2 separate regions of the Homo sapiens genome follow, and region 1 is linked to region 2. A link is an interaction called in ENCODE POLR2A ChIA-PET data of the cell type or tissue named here. Cell type or tissue: OCI-LY7. All regions are shown on one strand. Each heading gives the region's core, and the rest is flanking DNA. Links, peaks and the distances in the headings are about the cores only. Region 1 overlaps TBC1D9 (TBC1 domain family member 9). Region 2 has its middle 35 kb from the start of TBC1D9.

Evidence for each region. Peaks named below come from ENCODE experiments on the same cell type or tissue, not always from the same donor. Only the 100,000 strongest peaks of a DNase experiment are listed, where the experiment ranks them.
Region 1: POLR2A ChIA-PET joins it to region 2 with 12 read pairs; 4 of 35 experiments call an interaction of 5 or more read pairs at or near these places.

The regions. Positions count from the first base shown.
Region 1 is chr4:140,659,037-140,668,089 of GRCh38, forward strand. TBC1D9 (TBC1 domain family member 9) reads right to left here. Exons shown (of 21, transcript NM_015130.3): 10 at 2,857-3,071; 11 at 552-669. Among named protein-coding and RNA genes, the nearest start is that of TBC1D9-AS1, 49 kb to the right of the region's middle. In OCI-LY7, for the core only: no CTCF peak of the experiment used is centred there; no DNase peak of the experiment used is centred there.
Region 2 is chr4:140,786,586-140,795,638 of GRCh38, forward strand. No RefSeq gene overlaps it. Among named protein-coding and RNA genes, the nearest start is that of TBC1D9, 35 kb to the left of the region's middle. In OCI-LY7, for the core only: no CTCF peak of the experiment used is centred there; a DNase peak (open chromatin) is centred at 4,456; H3K4me3 peaks cover 1,728 bases; H3K27ac peaks cover 1,158 bases.

The DNA.
Region 1 (9,053 bases), core at 3,608-8,607, 130 kb before region 2:
AATGAAAAGCTTGTCCTGCTAAAATGAATCACTGATATTTGAGAGAATTACAAGGAGTAACAGCAATAATTTAAATCCTCAAAACAGGTGTTTGCTTTGCAATAAAACCAGTCCTGAAAAATACCTTAGAAACCTAGCTTTCAATAAACCTCTATATTCTATTTTTTCCACCCCAGATAGCCTTTTTTTGGCAACACCTCTGTATTTCGTAGGTTCCCATCCTCTTTATTAATTTTTTTTATCAAATCTCTTTGTGTTAATGGTGCACATACCTGGTGTAGCTCTCACATGTCAGAGTGACACACACACATGAAATATTTTCTAAAATAATTTCTGGAGCAGGCGTATGTGTATAGTCCCTTAAACTCCACGGGGCTCCTTTGTATACAACCTATATTTATTCAACCTCTCTCATTTCCATTTTGAAAAACTGGAGTAGTCTGAAACTCTTTTGGCTTATGGTGACCAGAAATAGTGTTCTGGCTGGCACCTCTCTAAAAGCATCTTCTTGACGAGACATAGGTTGAAATGTTAAATGCATCTCCACTTACCCACAACTCTGGTGTTGTAGTAATCTGGGAGCATGCGCTCACACAAAGCCACAAGCAGCCAGAAAGCTTCCTCCTCTTTGGCATAAAGCAGCAGCACTGAAGTGACAATATTCATGGCCTAAAAAAGTGAAAGAGGATGTCATCAAATACAGTTGAAAATATAAGCAATTCTGTTAGCATATTAAAATTACTCAGTTATTCTCACAAGGGCTGGCAAACCTTTTCTGTGAAAAGCGAGATAAATATGTTTAGGCTTTGGAGGCTTTACACATAGTCTCTGTCATATATTCTTCTGAGTTTTGTTTTATGACCCTGTAAAAACATAAAAACCTGAGTCCTTGAACCAGTAAGTGTGCAGGGTCTTCCTTAACACCAATATTCACCAGACAGAGCCCCGAACTCATGCTGGCAAACCCCTATTCCAAAAATTTGCCCAAAGGCTATTTCACAAAGCTTTTAACCTGCTAAAATCTCTCAGTGTTCTTAATCCTTAATTCAGTGAGGTAAACATTTCCTTTGTAACTTTCCGTAATGGTTTCTATAATCAGGTACACATGGCTCCAGGCTCTCCTGAGAGAACAACGAAACCTTTCAGACTTGGAGTCCTCACCCAACATTTCCATACGGAGAGAGATGGTAGTGATAACTGAGAGTGATTTAAATTCTAAAGTAACTGTAGTTTATTAAAAGATATTATCAGATACCTCATAACCACTCTAGACTCAACTACTTTAATAGTCTTCTTAATTAAAAAGAGGAAGATCAAAAGGTAAATATGAACTTTATCATATTAGAGGCCAACTACCTCCTGTACTTCTTTTGATCTCCCAGAAACCGGTAACTGTTCATCAGGCTTCTACAATTCAATTTCAAAAAAGGTATTTTGGTTTAATAGGCTCTTTCTTGTAAGTCTTACTCATTATGTTCCCAAGTGACATCATCATGGAAATTCCACTTGAGAATTAACCTGCTGATCCTAGTACATGATGATGGTCCCTGCCAGTTCCTTAGTCATTTAGCGGAGATAGGTTTTTTTAGGGGTCTACCTTGTAACAGGCTCTGGACTAGGTATTGGAGGATGGGGGACAGAGTGGTGATATCTTGCAGGTCCTAAATGCTAGTGTTAGATAAAACAAAGATGAAAAGGTTAACTAGTCTATGTGGGGGGTTATTTAAATTGGAAGTTATAAAGAGGTAAAATAATGCAGTAGAGGGAGACTAACGTGTGCATGTACGTGCACTTGTGTGTTGAAGTAGGAGTTCAGCCTCTTTTAGCTTTTGCTGGATGGTCAGGGAAGGCCTCTACAATGATATAGCCTTTGATTCTTTCTTTTTTTTTTAATTTGAGACGGAGTCTTGCTCTGTCGCCCAGGCTGGAGTGCAGTGGTATGATCTCAGCTCATTGCAAGCTCCACCTCCCGGGTTCAGGCCATTCTCCTGCCTCAGCCTCCCGAGTAGCTGGGACTACAGGCACCTGCCACCACGCCTGGCTAATTTTTTGTATTTTTAGTAGAGACGGTGTTTCACCGTGTTAGCCAGGATGGTCTCGATCTCCTGACCTCGTGATCCTCCGGCCTTGGCTTACCAAAGTGTTGGGATTACGGGCGTGAGCCACCGCACCTGGCCGATATAGCCTTTGATTCTAAGGTCACGTTATTTTGGAGCTTCCCAAATTTTGGCATCTATACCAGTACAAGAGATGACTTTTGTTGGTATGTAGGCAACTTTTCTTAATACTAAGTTAAGCACTTATTTTAATGTGTATTAAGACATAACCCTAGCATATAAAAGCTCTATTCAAGGACATTATTACTTAAGAGGATGCAAAGTAGCAACACTGTGGCGAACCACAGTGACAGGCCTGGTGCTGAGGATGCCCTCTCTTACTCCAGGGTGGGATGAAGGTTGAGGCAGACAGTGATCAGAAGGATCTTCTCCAGGTCACCTAGCTAGACAGTGGTGAATCCAGGAAGGTCTCCTCCATTCAGTGCAGTGGTTCTCAACCCAGGATGATTCTGCCTCTCAGACATCTGGCAATATCTAGAGACATTTTTGGTTGTTACAACTGGGGATTTTCTACCAGCATCTAGTGGTAGGGGCCAGGGATGTTACTAAACATTCTACAAAGCATAGAACAGCCCATACAACAAAGAGTTAACAGTCCAGAGTGTCAACAGTGCCAAGGTTGAGAGGCCCTGGTAAAGTGATAGTTCTGTTAACCATAAACCTTCCTTCCCACTATTTGCTGCCAAATGAATAGAAATTTTATTTTATTTTTTTAGCAAAAACCACCTGTGACATTTACCTGGCAATACCCTATGTTGGGATTTCGAAAAGCATAAGCTGTTAAGACTCTCCTTAGTGCAGCAATGCCCATTTCATTCTGAAAAGCTGGGTGTTCTGGAAGGGAGCGGTGTAAATCCCTCTCAATCTCCTCCGTGGCGAGATTATACTTCCCCATGGACTTCTCCACTAGGTCTTCATAGTACCCAGGATGTGTGGCCTTCTCATTGATGGCACCTGAGATATATCCAACAGATACAGTATCAAAAACGTGAGAGCTCTGCCTTTTGGTTTGCAACTACAGCTTATGATTGAACTGCTTTACTTTCCTACCTCTCAAAGGAAACTTGCAAGAGAAGGTGAAATCACAGATGTGGTATGTTGCAATCGTGGCTAGACTGGTGAATTTGCCTGTGGCCTCCTTCCCTCTTTCAGCTCCATAGTAGGCTGGCTACTTAAAAACTTTCCTAAGGTAGAGGTTCCCAAGCTACAAAACCATGCTCTGAGGAACTCCCACAGACAGTCCTGAAGGGCTGCTTAGGAGCACAGGTGGGGAGGTCATCATAACAAGCCAGGCTGAGGCTTCACCTTCTCATCACTCTCTTCAACCCCAGCAGCTTTGCTTTTATTTTATTGTGGTTTCATTAAGATTTCACTTGAAATAGGAGGTTCTGTCTCTCAAAATAAGTCTGAAAACTGCCTGCTAACGTGTTAGCTCTGAAGGGTTTAATAGCCATATTGAGGGAGATACTTGGAGTTTTTCAAATTGCAGAGTGGTAAGAGTATTCCTAACAGTGGTGAGTCATCATTGTTGACAGAAGTTCCTCAGGTGTTGGGGATGGGGATGGAGGGTTATACTGAGAATCATCCATTTGAGATACTTACAGTTTAGGATTCTTCAAGACAGAAAAACCCTATATGCAAGTATCTACCTCTCAATCTAAATTTTAATTACATTCCTGTTGGGAAGACTGAATATTCACATGCAGAAGAATGAAAATGAACTCTTTTTTTATACCATGTACCAAAATTAATGCAAAATGGATTAAATTAAATTTCAATTCCTGAAACCATAAAACTAGTAGAAGAAAATATAGAAAGAAAATGCTTCTTGACACTGATATGGCAATTATTTTCTGGATGTGACACCAATAGCACGGGCAGCAAAAGCAAAAATCAGACAAGTGGGATAGCATCAAACTAAAAAGCTCTGCACAGCAAAGGAAGCAATCAAAAAGCAACTTAATGGAAGAAAATATCTGCAAACCATATGTCTGATAAGGGGTCAATATACAAAATATATAATGAACTCACAGAACTCAATAGCCTAAACCAAACAACCTGATTTTAAAATGGGCAAAGGAAATGAATAGACAGTTCTCAAAAGAAGGTATACAAATCACCAACAGGTGTATTTAAAGGTGCTCAACATCACTAATCATCAGGGAAATGCAAATCAAAACTACAATGAAATACCACCTCATACCTGTCAGAATGGCTATGATAAAAAAGACAAAAGATAACAAGTGTCAGCAAGGATGTGGAGAAAAGGGAACCCTTGTACACTGTTGGTGGGAATGTAAATTGCTACAGCCATTACAGAAAACAGTATAGAGATTCCTTAAACTAAAAATAGAGCCACCTTATGATCCAGTAATCCCACTCTAAGCATATATCCAAAAGAAGTGAAATCAGTATCCTGAAGAAATATCTGCATCCTATGTTTATTGCAGCATTTTCACAATAGCCAAGATATAGAAACAATCTAAATACCCATTAAGAGATGAATGGATAAAGAAAATGGGGCATATATACAAAATGGGATACTATATTCAGCCTATAAGAGGGGAAGTCCTATCATTTTTGATAACATGGTTGAACCCAGAAGACATTATGCTAAGTGAAATAAGCCAGGCACAGAAAGACAAGTAATACATGTTCTCAGTTGTATGTGGAATCTAATATAGTCAAACTCATAGAAACAGAGTCTAGAATGGTGATTACCAGGAGCTAAGGAAGGGGAAAAATGGAGAGATGTTGGTCAAAGGGTATAGAGCTTCAGTTATAAGAAATGAAAATGTTCTGAAGATCTAATGTAATACTGTATTGTATACTTGAAATTTGCTAAGAGGGTAGATCTTAAGTGTTCTCTCACCAAACTCTCCCCACCAAAAAAAAAAAAAAAACAAGAAAAAAAGACAAAAAGAAAAAATCATGGGAACAATGTGAGGTAATAGATATGGTAAACTAGCTCAATTATAGTAATCATTTCACAATGTATATGAAATCATCAAATTAATACACCTTAAATATATATACTTTTTATTTGTCAATTATACCTCAACAACGCATGAATGAGTTCATGAAGGCTGCAGGATACAAAAAAGAATAAAATATTTCGGAATAAATATAACAAAACACATGTAAGAGTTGCACACTGCAAGCTACAAAATATTGCTAAAAGAAATTGACAAAGACTTAAATAAAAGACATCCTGTGTTTATGGGTTGGAAGACTTAATGTTGTTAAGATAGAAAAACTCCCAAACTGATCTACAGATTCAACACAATACCTATCAAAATCCCATCTGTCCTTTTTGCAAAAATTGGCTAGCTGGTCCTAAAATTCATATGCAACTTCAAGAGACTCAAAAAAGGACAAGAAAATTGGAGGACTCACACTTCCCAATTTTAAAACTTACTGCAAAGCTACAGTAAGCAAGACAGTGTAGTACTGGCATAAAGATAGACATACAGATCAATGGACTAGATTTAAGAGTCCAGAAATAAATCCTAACATTTAAGGTCTATTAATTTTTAACAAGGGTGCTAAGACAATTCACTGGGGGAAAGAATAGTATTTTCAACAAATGGTGCTGGGACAACTAGATATCCATACGGAAAAGAATGAATTAGACAGTCACCTGCATCTCACACCACATAAAAAATTAACTCAAGGCCGGGTGCAGTGGCTCACGCCTGTAATCTCAACACTTTGACAGGCCAAGGTGGGTGTATCACGAGGTCAGGAGTTTGAGACCAGCCTGATGAACATGGTGAAACCCCGTGTCTACTGAAAATACAAAAATTAGCCAGGCGTGGTGGTGCACACCTGTAATCCCAGCTACTCAGGAGGCTGAGGCAGAAGAATCGCTTGAACCCAGGAGGTGGAGGTTTCAGTGAGCCAAGATTATGCCATTGCACTCCAGCCTGGGTGACAGGGTGAGACTCAGTCTCCAGAAAAAAAAAAAAAAAAAAATTAACTCAAAATGACCTAACTATAAGAGCTAAAACTACAAACTCTTAGAAGAAAGCATAGTAGTGTAAATCTTCATGTCATGAGAGCAGAGTGACAAAGGAAAAAATAGACAAATTGTATTTCATTAAAATTAAATTTTTTTGTGCTTCGAAGGATACCATCAAAGACAGTGAAAAGACAATGCACAGAATGGGAGCATTTTTAGGAAAAATCTGATAATGAACTTGTATCTCAAATATGTTTAAAAACTTTTACAACTCAATAACTAAAAGATAACCCAATTAAGAGCAGGCAAAGGATCTGAGTACATATTTCTACAAAGAAGATATAGAAGTGGTCAGTAAGTGCATGAAAAAATGTTCAACATCATTATCCTTCAGGAGAATGCAAATCAAAATAATGTTTAACCTTTAAAAGGTTAAACATAGAGTTACCATACGAACCAGAAATTCCACTTCATTCATACATTCAAGAGAAATAGAAGCAGGTGTCCATAAAAAAACCTGTATTTAAAAAAATTTTAAACTTTTGAATTTTCTAAATTTTAAATCTATATTTTATTTTCTGAGAGAGGGTCTTGCTGAGTCACCCAAGCTGAGGTGCAGAGGTCTGATCACAGCTCATTGCAGCCTCAACCTCCCAGACTCAAGCAATCCTCCCATCTCAGATTCTTGAGTAGCTGGGACTACATGTGCGTGCCACCACACCCAGCTAGTTAAAAAAAAAATTTTTTTTTGTAGAGATGGGGTCTCACTATGTTGCCTGGGTTGGTGTCAAACTCCTGGGCTCAAGTGATCCTCCCTCCTTGGCCTCCCAAAGTGCTGGGATTACAAGCATGAGCCACTGTGCCCAGCCCACACAAAAACATGTAGATGAACATTCATAGCAGCATTATTCATAGGAACCAAAAAGTAGAAACAACCTAAATGTTTATCAACTGAAAAACGAATGAACAGAGTATAGTATGTCCATACAATGATATAATATTTGGCCATAAAAAGGAATGAAATGCTGATACATGCTATGATATGGTGGAACCTTGAACACAGTATGCTATGTGAAAGAAGCCAGTCACAAAAACCTACATATTGTATGCTTCCATTTATACAAAATGTCTAGCAACAGAAAGTAGTCTGGTGGTTGCCTGGGGCTGGGAGGGGGCTTGAGGGGAATGGAACTACCAGTCTGTATTTCCAAACAGTTTATATTTATTTTCCTTTTTTTTGAGACAGAATCTTGCTCTTTCGCCCAGGCCGGAGTGCAGTGGCGCTATCTCGGCTCACTGCAAGCTCCGCCTCCCGGGTTCACGCCATTCTCCTGCCTCAGCCTCCCGAGTAGCTGGGACTACAGGCGCCCGCCACCGCGCCCATCTAATTTTTTGTATTTTTTTTAGTAGAGACAGGGTTTCACCTTGTTAGCCAGGATGGTCTCGATCTCCTGACCTCGTGATCCGCCCACCTCGGCCTCCCAAAGTGCTGGGATTACAGGCGTGAGCCACCGCGCCCAGCCTATATCTATTTTCCAAATGGATAAAAGGTATGGGGTGTTTTGGGGGGATGAAAAATGTTCTATAATTGTGATCATTGCACAATTCTGTGAATATACTAAAAAAAAAAAACCACTGAATTGTACACCTTAACTAGTAAGTTGTGAATTATATCTCAATAAAGATATCACAAAAAATATATAAATGATATATATATTGACAGGGTAAACACTCAACATTTCATAATTCAGAAAAGTGGAGCCCCAAGACCCCTGGACTGGCCAAGGCCTTGTCTCTGATGGTCACTGAGAGAGCTGGCCTCACCACTCACGCTGGCCCTGGAAAAGCCAACCCAGCTGACAGGGACATAACGCTGGCTTTTGCTCTGTTGATGTGGGAGACGTACTGTGATTTCTTGTCATCTGACCTGCATTTCATTTCAGCGGGTACAGAGTTCAGGTCATGATGCCGTCACCCTAAGGGTCACAGGAAGCAGGTGAGACCCAAGTTGGGCTCTGGCCTGGAGCTGTGCTCTCTTCATGATAGGCTGGCCTTCAGGCGAACCCCATTCCTGGATGTGGAAATACGGGCTCAGTTATCACCCCAACAGAGGGCCGTGTGGAGACCACCCTGCGGTCTCACATGGTCCATCTGCCGTTAAAGGAAACACTGGGTCTAACTCTCAACATTATCTCTGAGATAGGGCTGTGTACTATTGTTGTATACACTAGTTTCCTGGTACTCGTTTTGAGTTTCATTTTCACTTAAAATGCAGCTATAAATAACTTCTAATTTGAACAAGGAGGATGAAAATGGAAATCTGTTTACTCTGTCAGTGATCTGAATCTGGTTGTCAAGGTGACTAGTTCACTAAACACAGGGAAGACAAGAAAAGACTGGATGGTAATGATCTTCTTGGGTTTGAATTATAATTAGAGATGAGTTGACTCAAATTTAGGTTTCTAAATGAGGAGCTATGGCTGGTCCACTTAGGGAAAATGAGGCCAGGCACAGTGGCTCATGACTATCATCCCAGCACCTGGGAGGCTGAGGTAGGAGGATTGATTGAGCCTACAAGTTTGAGACCACCCTGGGCAACACAGCAAGACACCTATCTCTACAAAAAGAAAGAAGGAAAGAAAAATGAAAAATAAGACATGTATTAAATAAATATAGAACAAACTAGTTTTACATGAAATAGACAAAACCAATTATTTTTCAGGATTATACGTCCCTATTTCTGAGACATTTATACATCTCATTATGGGCATTACATCTACTTTTACAAAGAGCTATAGGTTTTTTTAAAGGCTTTCCTGTGAGTCGTAATTATTAATTTTAGTATCACTTTTTAAGAATAAAAGCTTTTAATAATAGCATTTGTGTCAGACCATCTTAGGTTCAAATAAAAATATTCACATAAGCCTATTTAGAATGATAATATTTCAGGCTTCAATCCAGATAGAGCAACTAAT
Region 2 (9,053 bases), core at 1,968-6,967:
ATACAGCACACTGATGGGTCTTGACTCTTTATCCAATTTTCCAGTCTGTTTCTTTTAATTGGAGCATTTAGCCCATTTACATTTAAGGTTAATATTGTTATATGTGAATTTGATCCTGTCATTATGATGTTAGCTGGTTATTTTGTTCGTTAGTTGATGCAGTTTCATCCTAGCCTCGGTGGTCTTTATAATTTGGCATGTTTTTGCAGTGGCTAGTACCAGTTGTTCCTTTCCATGTTTATTGCTTCCTTCAGGAGCTGTTTTAGGGCAGGCCTGGTGGTGACAAAGTCTCTCAGCATTTGCTTGTCTGTAAAGGATTTTATTTCTCCTTCACTCATGAAGCTTATTTTGGCTGGATATGAAATTCTGGGTTGAAAATTCTTTTCTTTAAGAATGTTGAATATTGGCCCCCACTCTCTTCTGGCTTGTAGAGTTTCTGCCAAGAGATCAGCTGTTAGTCTGATGGGCTTCCCTTTGTGGGTAACCCGACCTTTATCTCTGGCTGCCCTTAACATTTTTTCCTTCATTTCAACTTTGGTGAATCTGATAATTATGTGTCTTGGAGTTGCTCTTCTCGAGGAGTATCTTTGTGGCATTCTCTGAGTATCTTTGTGGCATTCTCTGAGTATCTTTGTGGCATTCTCTGTATTTCCTGAATTTGAATATTTGCCTGCCTTCCTAGATTGGGGAAGTTCTCCTGGATAATATCCTGCAGAGTGTTTTCCAACTTGGTTCCATTCTCCCTGTCACTTTCAGGTACACCAATCAGACGTAGATTTCGTCTTTTTACATAGTCCCATATTTCTTGGAGGCTTTGTTCATTTCCTTTTATTCTTTTTTCTCTAAACTTGTCTTCTCACTTCATTTCATTCATTTCATCTTCCATCACTGATACCCTTTCTTCCAGTTGATCGAATCGGCTACTGAAGCTTGTGCATTCGTCACGTAGTTCTCGTGCCATGGTTTTCAGCTCCATCCGTTCGTTTAAGGACTTCTCTGCCTTGGTTATTCTAGTTAGCCATTCATCTAATCTTTTTTCAAGGTTTTTAACTTCTTTGCCATGGGTTCAAACTTCCTCCTTTAGCTGGGAGAAGTTTGATCATCTGAAGCCTTCTTCTCTCAACTCGTCAAAGTCATTTTCCATCCAGCTTTGTTCCGTTGCTGGTGAGGAGCTGCGTTCCTTTGGAGGAGGAGAGGCGCTCTGATTTTTAGAATTTTCAGTTTTTCTGCTCTGTTTTTTCCCCATCTTTGTGGTTTTATCTACCTTTGGTCTTTGATGATGCTGACGTACAGGTGGGGTTTTGGTGTGGGTGTCCTTTCTGTTTGTTAGTTTTCCTTCAAACAGAAAGGACCCTCAGCTGCAGGTCTGTTGGAGTTTGCCAGAGGTCCAGTCCAGACCCTGTTTTCCTGGGCATCAGCAGTGGAGGCTGCAGAACAGCGAATATTGTTGAAGAGCAAATGTTGCTGCCTGTTTGTTCCTCTGGAAGTTTTGTCTCAGAGGTTTACCCGGCCGTGTGAGGTGTCAGTCTGCCCCTACTGGGGGGTGCCTCCCAGTTAGGCTACTCAGGGGTCAGGACCCACTTGAGGAGGCAGGCTGTCTGCTCTCACATCTCAAGCTGTGTGCTGGGAGAACCACTACTGTCTTCCAAGCTGTCAGACAGGGACATTTAAGTCTGCAGAGGTTTCTGCTGCCTTTTATTTGGCTATGCCCTGCCCCCAGAGGTGGAGTCTACAGAGGCAAGCAGGCCTCCTTGAGCTGTGGTGGGCTCCACCCAGTTCGAGCTTCCTGGCCGCTTGTTTACTTGCTCAAGCCTCAGCAATGGTGGGAGCCACTCCCCCAGCCTCGCTGCCACCTTGCAGTTTGATCTCAGACTGCTGTGCTAGCAATGAGCAAGGCTCCTTGGGCATAGGACCATCCGAGCCAGGCACGGGATATAATCTCCTGGTGTGCCATTTGCTAAGACCGTTGGAAAAGTGCAGTATTAGGGTGGGAGTGACCAGATTTTCCAGGTGCCGTTTGTCACCCCTTTCCTTGGCTAGGAAAGGGAATTCCCTAACCCCTTGCACTTCCTGGGTGAGGTGATGCCTCGCCTGGCTTTGGCTCATGCACGGTGCGCTGCACCCACTGTCCTGCACCCACTCTCCAACAATCCCCAGTGAGATGAACCCAGTACCTCAGTTGGAAATGCAGAAATCATCTGTCGTCTGCGTTGCTCACGCTGGGAGCTGTAGACTGGAGCTGTTCCTATTCGGCCATCTTGGACAGGGGTTTTCTGAAGTGTATTTCTTAAACATGATACCACCAGTACTGAGCCACATGGGTTCTGGACATATAATTCATTATTCAACAGCATTTCATATCTCTTTACCACATGCTAGGCCAGTGTAGGATCTGTATATGCAAAGAAAATCATGTTGGCCTCCACTCTCAAGAGGTCAGATGGTCTCTGGTAGAGATAGATATACATGTAAAGAGTGAAATGAAGTGTTTCAAGTACTGAGATGTACCAGATAAAAGCTTTTACACCAGATGCATGTTTTTAAAACATGAAAACAAGGATATTCAGAGTTGCTGGGAATTGGGGACACCAGGAAGATCCTCACAACTCCAGAGATGTTCCTGACTGACCCTGGAGGTGGCAAAGGAAGAGAGACCAGAGGGTGGTGAGGAAGGGAACCATGTGCTGTTTTCCCCCCGGAAATACTCTGAGCTCCTATATTTTTCTTTGGAAACATTGAAAGTTTGATTTGTAATCAAGAAAAGCCAAGAGGGGCAGCGTGATCTCCTCATGATTTGAAAGGTAACTCTGGGGGGCCAGGCACAGTGTCTCATGCCTATAACCCCAACACTTTGGGAGGTGAAGGCAGGCGGATTACTTGAGTTCAAGCATCAGGAGTTCAAGATCAGCCTGGAAAACATGGCAAAATCACATCTCTACTAAAAATATAAAAAATTAGCTGGGTGTAATGGCATGCACCTGTAGTCCCAGCTATGTAGGAGGCTGAGGTGGGAGGATCACCTGAGCCTGGGAAGTTGAGGCTACAGTGAGCCATGATTGTACCTCTGCACTACAGCATGGGCAACAGGAGTGAGACCCTGTCAAAAAAAAAAAAAGGAAGAAAAAGAAAGATAACTTTATAGCATTCATAGCAGGAGAAAAACAGAGGACAAAGTCAGATTACTGTGTTCCACAATTTGTACAGTACAAGATTTCTAAGGAGAAAAAGCGAAAAGTGAAAAGTGCACTATTCTATTGCAAGACATAGCAAGTAATTGCCAACTTCCTTCAAAACTGAAACATGAATGTTCATGCTTATAGCAAATGTCATTGCACAATTAAAGGCACAGTGTGCCTAACGTATGGCATTGTCAGCGTGTGAGTAATCTGTGTGTTATGTTTGACACGAGACATATGAGGTGTCATGACTAACTAAGGATACATTCTGTCCTGGCAGTTTCAATAGCATGAAGCATGACAATAATGGGGAGGGAAAATGAAGCCAAATACGTGGAGAGAGAGATATGTGTTTTTTTTGAGACAGAGTCTCACTCTGTTGCCCAAATATATGAATACATTTTTAAAAATCGTGTCTTCTATTTCATGGACTTTACTTTTCATCTTGCATGAAAAGTGAGAAAGGAAGTATAAAGTGCAATTGAATCAAGCTTCTCTTTTCGAAGTTGGTCATTACCTTATATAAGAATGTGTTTCTGTGCCTCTGTCTTTCAGTGAGGAGAAGGAGGGAGATGTGGGAGAGGAACAAGCTTGACATCTCCCTAGTGCTCAGTTATTGCCAGTAACTGTGCTGGTGTGTTATCTGTGCTGTCACTGACGCAGAGCAGCAGGAGGGGTTGGCGTTAGAGTGAACTCTAGGAACAGGCTCTAGGGTGGGGGTCCTGGTTCAGCCACTTAGCACTGTGACTGAGCAAATTCTCAACTAGCCATAGCAACTAACAGGGCATTGAGAGTTTGCCCTGTGTGAGGCACCATATCAAGTATTCTCCTATTATTTTTCGAATCCTCACAACATCCTTCTACACAAGATAGAAGAAATTGAGGTAAAGTTAAGGCAGAAGGAATGGCATAAAGAGGAAAAACATCTGGGTTCTAGAGTAATACTGCTGGTGTTCATGTCACCGCTAGACCACTTATTACCTGTGTCACTGTTGGCAAATTATTACATTCTCTTGAGACAGCTAGGGCATACTTTGAATAGGGTTTGGCACATAGGAAGAGCTCAGTAATATCAACTCCTATTGTGACTCAGTGAAATGGCAGGTATCCCTGTTTGTGAAGTACATTAACTGCTTAGTCTTGAGGAACAGAGAGAACAGATATCATGACTTGAGGACACTGGTTTGAGGCCAGAAAATGTACATACAGCTATTGTAGGCTGGTATTGAGGACTGTGCGCGTGCTCACTGGTCCGTGTCTACTCCAACAGTGCATGTTCCTCTTTCAGTTCCTCTTTGGGGTCTGGGTGGGGAGAAGTGCAAAGGGAAGAGGTGTCATGCCTTTGTGATTTCTTTCAAGAGCAAATCAAGGCTTCCAGTAATGAGTACCCTAGAGTGTCAAGACATTCTCTAGCCAAAAGGCCACCAGCTTCCCAATAAGGAGAGTATCTGTGACATGTAGCACACCCAACAGAAATAAACCTCATGAACTCAGAATTCTATCTGGGGGGACTCTTTATTTGTGCTCCAGAACTTTGAAGGCTAGTAGTAAGGCCCATTCAAAATATAAAGACATTTCTATGTTATAATACTCAGAGGATTCTTTAATCAAAATTTGCGAACATGGCAAAAAGCTAGTTTAAAAAGATGAAACTCTCACTGATGTAATGAAAAATTTATCAGTTATGTATTTATCTCACTAAGTGATGAATTAGTTTATGCTTAAGCTCATTTTCAACACTGGTGCTCAGATTTTACAAAATTGCTTTTAATTACCAAACCCCCCCAAGACTCAGAAGGCAGCCAGTATAAGGGCAGTTGTCTGTTTTTTTAGAGGGAACATGAATAAATGCATTCATGCTTCTCCTTACGAATCACTACTCTTTCTAAGGCTCTATTTTTTTTTTTAAGGGATGGGGTCTCCATCCCTCTGTCACCAAGGCTGGAGGGCAGTGGTGCTATCCCAGCTTACTGCAGCCTCTGACTCCTGGGCTCAAGCAATCCTCTCTCCTCAGCCTCCCAAAATGCTAGGATTACAGCTGTGAGCCACCGTACCCAGCCGTCTTTAATTTTAAAGGAGCAGTCTGAGCTCTGTTGGCCAAGAAGGGCTGTAGATGCTGGAGGCCTCTTCTACAACCAGCCCAAGTTCCCTGCCACTTTGACAATCTGAGTGAGGGTCTTGGCTTGGCAGCCCCAGAGCCAATGAATGGCTAGAGACCCATCCATAATCCAGAGCAAAATTCCCATTTCTGTTTGGTTATTCTTTTCTTTTCCTCATCTTATCCATTCTCTAGGTTTTATTTCCAGCCTATTATGATGTATATTTGGTCTGGCTAGATAAGACAGTCTCCAAACAGAGACAGAATGATCTTGAGAAGAAGATAGCAACATCATTTGAATGGTTTCCATGGATTTTATTTGGGGTTAATTGATCTTAGCATCTCCTAAGTAACCTGAATGGTTCAAAATGCAGCCTTCAGTTTTTCCTGTCTGACTACAGTTAGGTCTTGATTGAGATCACCATGGTAATCTGTTTTAAAGTATGAAAAAGGGCCTGCTTAAGGCCAACTAGCAGAGAGAAGGTATATCTCCAGGTTTGAGGCACATGCTGTTGTCTGCTTCTTTCTAAAGACACCACCTTCTGTTTCCAATGTGAAAAGAGATAAACAGAAATTTCAAATGATCTGGTAAGGATAATAAAATAGAGTATGCAGGCCGGGCGCAGTGGCTCACGCCTGTAGTCCCAGCACTTTGGGAAGCAGAGGTGGGCGGATCACGAGGTCAAGAGTTCGAGATCAGCCTGGCCAACGTGGTGAAACACCGTGTCTACCAAAAATATAAAAATTAGCTGGGCATGATGGCAGGCGCCTGTAATCCCAGCTGCTCAGGAGGCTGAGGAAGGAGAATCACTTGAGCCCGGGAGGCGGAGGTTGCAGTGAGCCGAGATTGAGCCATTGCACGCCAGCCTGGGCTACAGAGCAAAACTCTGTTCTCAGAAAAAAAAAAAAAGTGCATGCAATACTTAAAGAATGACTATTATCCAATAAGATAAACCATAAATAATTCCTAAGATTACCTTAATAGTATTTTCTGATATAAGAAATTAGCTTTAAAATCCTATAATTATAAAATTATAAAATTAAATTATGTAAAATAGGGTAAAGTTATTCCTTAAAGGTTATATATATGATTAAAACATAAAAGATTAAATGGCTTCTGGCCACTGCTGGCAATGGCTAGTTTCTCTTTAGTATATGGGTAGCCTGGGAAGAGATGAAGAGTAAGGGAAGGGGTTAGAACTGGGTCTTCCCTAAGTCTCATTATCCCCGTCCTGCCTCCCTTACAGCCCCCTCTGCAACAGATAGGAGAGATTTGGGGAGCATCAGCCTGACTTGCCATGCAGGGTAAGACAGGAGAGGGATTGTCCTGTTCTGTGCAGAGGAGGCCCCCATGGTACCCCCATCTCCCCACCAGGCTGTTGGAGACTTGAGAGGTAAATGAGGGTCAGAGAGTGGCCTTGTTCCTCCCAGGATCAGGCTGTGATGTGTGCATGCTGCTTAGGTGGAAGCTCTGCCCCTTCCCACACCCTTCCCTGTGCATCCCAGGGGACTCCCCCAGCAGGTAGGTAGGACCTGGACAGAGCTTAATGCCTTGAGCATTTGCAGAAGCTTCACTATCTGCTCTGTCACTTTTGGCATTGAGGCAACTGCCATCTGTTCTTGGAAAAGGCAAAAAGATGATCCATATGTCAAGGTGAAAGAAAGAACTTGAGGTGTATCTGCAATATTTCCTTTTCTCTTACCCTTTGATTCTGCTTGAGATCCTTTGTTCCTTGGCGGTCAGCCCTTTGCAATACTGAACAGAGAAGCCAAACCAAAGGTACCCCGGTGGGGGTAGGTAGCTCCACATAGGAAAAGGATCAAGAAGAAAAATTCAGCAAGGAAGCGGGGGCAGGGGAGAACTAAACAAACAAGTCAAATGTGAAGAGGGTTGCTGTGTATTGTGTTACGATTTCCTATCCCTTCTCCCAATGGCCATATCCTAATCACCCTCATTCAGCAAATCCCATTATAGTCCTTTCTATTTCAGAAAATATTTTTAATCAATCATTTTAAACAGTTAAAAACTAACAAATATGCCTACTGTGCATCAGGGGTTTTTTAGGTTATTTAAAAATACTTGAACCCTCATAATAACACTCTGAAGTAGGAACATTATTCTTACTTGATTATTGAGGAGACTGATGCAGAGAAGATAAACAGCTCAAAGTCACATGGGTAGAAAGTGACAAATCTGGGCTTCAAATTCATAGTCTGGCTTCTGTGTCTATGCTTTTAGCCACTGCGCTGTGTTGCTTCTCTTACATTTTTACATTAGATCTTTATTAAACATATAAAAATGAATATAATATCCTGGTAAAAAAATTAAGTCATTATAAATAAAATCATTTCTGGACTGTTCCCCATCCTCAATTCTGGCTCTTTTTCTGTTTAGAGAGAATCATATCTTTGCACAGCTTTTATCTCCTATATACTTTCATGCATGTGTATACACACATGTCTATGCATACACATATACACACACGTATATAAGTACAAATATATATATCCACATACATATATGTGCACACATATATGTATATGCATTACATATAATTGTAGAAAATACATATTGTTTGTGTGTTTAGTTTTTTACTTTGTATTACTCAACAATGTGTCTTGGAGATCTTCCTTGTCTACGTATAATACAGCTGCATTTTTAAAAATTGTTGCGTTATTTCATGGTGCAGATACATTATGTCTTATATAAGCAAACCCCTAATGAGAATGGAACATTTAGGTCTTTTCCCCCTATTTCATACTCTTTCAAACAGTGCAGCAGCAATGACCGTCTTTGTACATATTTCCTGTGTGTGCAGATGAGTATTCCAGCCTATGTTGTTTTTGGGTACATCATCTGCTATGACAGGCTCAGGAGGACCTGATATAATCAGGTAACTCTATAGCAACAGGATGCTTTATTTTTCATATTTTCTTAGAATGATAAAACTTAATTCCTTTGGGCCCTGATATTGATTTAGAGGTCTTAAAGTTTTCTCTTAAATTGTCTCACTTGTTTTTAGGCTAAAGTTTCCTGTTATTTCTTTCTAAACTGAATATGAGGCTCTTTAACAGAACAGACAGAGCAAAATTGGAACTGCATATTTCTGCCTTTTCGTGACATGAACTTTGTGTTGCCAGTGACAATTTTGATTTATAAGATAATGTACACAGGCAAAAAGTAGAAAATATATTTTAAATGTCCAATTTTTTTCAAGAAATAATAAAAAGTACAATGCAAGGAGGAAATTATTATCAACGTATTTCTAGGGAAGTAAAAGGTTAATGTATTGCAAAGCTTATCAAAGACTGTTAGTTGTTCCTCAGTGTCATGGGTCTAATCATGCACCCTGAAAATTCCTATGTTGAAGTCCTAACCCCCAATACCTAACAATGTGGCTTTATTTGGTGATAGGATGTTTACAGAGGTAATCAAGTTAAAGTGAAGAGGCCATTAGGGTAGAACCTAATCCAGTATAACTGGTGTCCTTGTAAGAAGGGGAAATTTTGGTCAGAGATACACACAGAGGGAAGACAACATGAAGAGACAAAGGGAGAAGATGGCAGTCCACAAACCAAGGGGAGAGGCCTGGAACAGATTTTTTTTCTCTCAGAGCTTTCAAGGAATCAAGCCTGCAGACACCTTGATCTTGGATTTCTAGTCTCCAGAGATAGTAAGTTTCTTTTTTCTTTTTTCTTTTTTTTGAGATGGAGTCTCACTCTGCCCCCCAGGCTGGAGTGCAGTGGCGTAATCTTGGCTCATTGAAACCTCTGCCTCC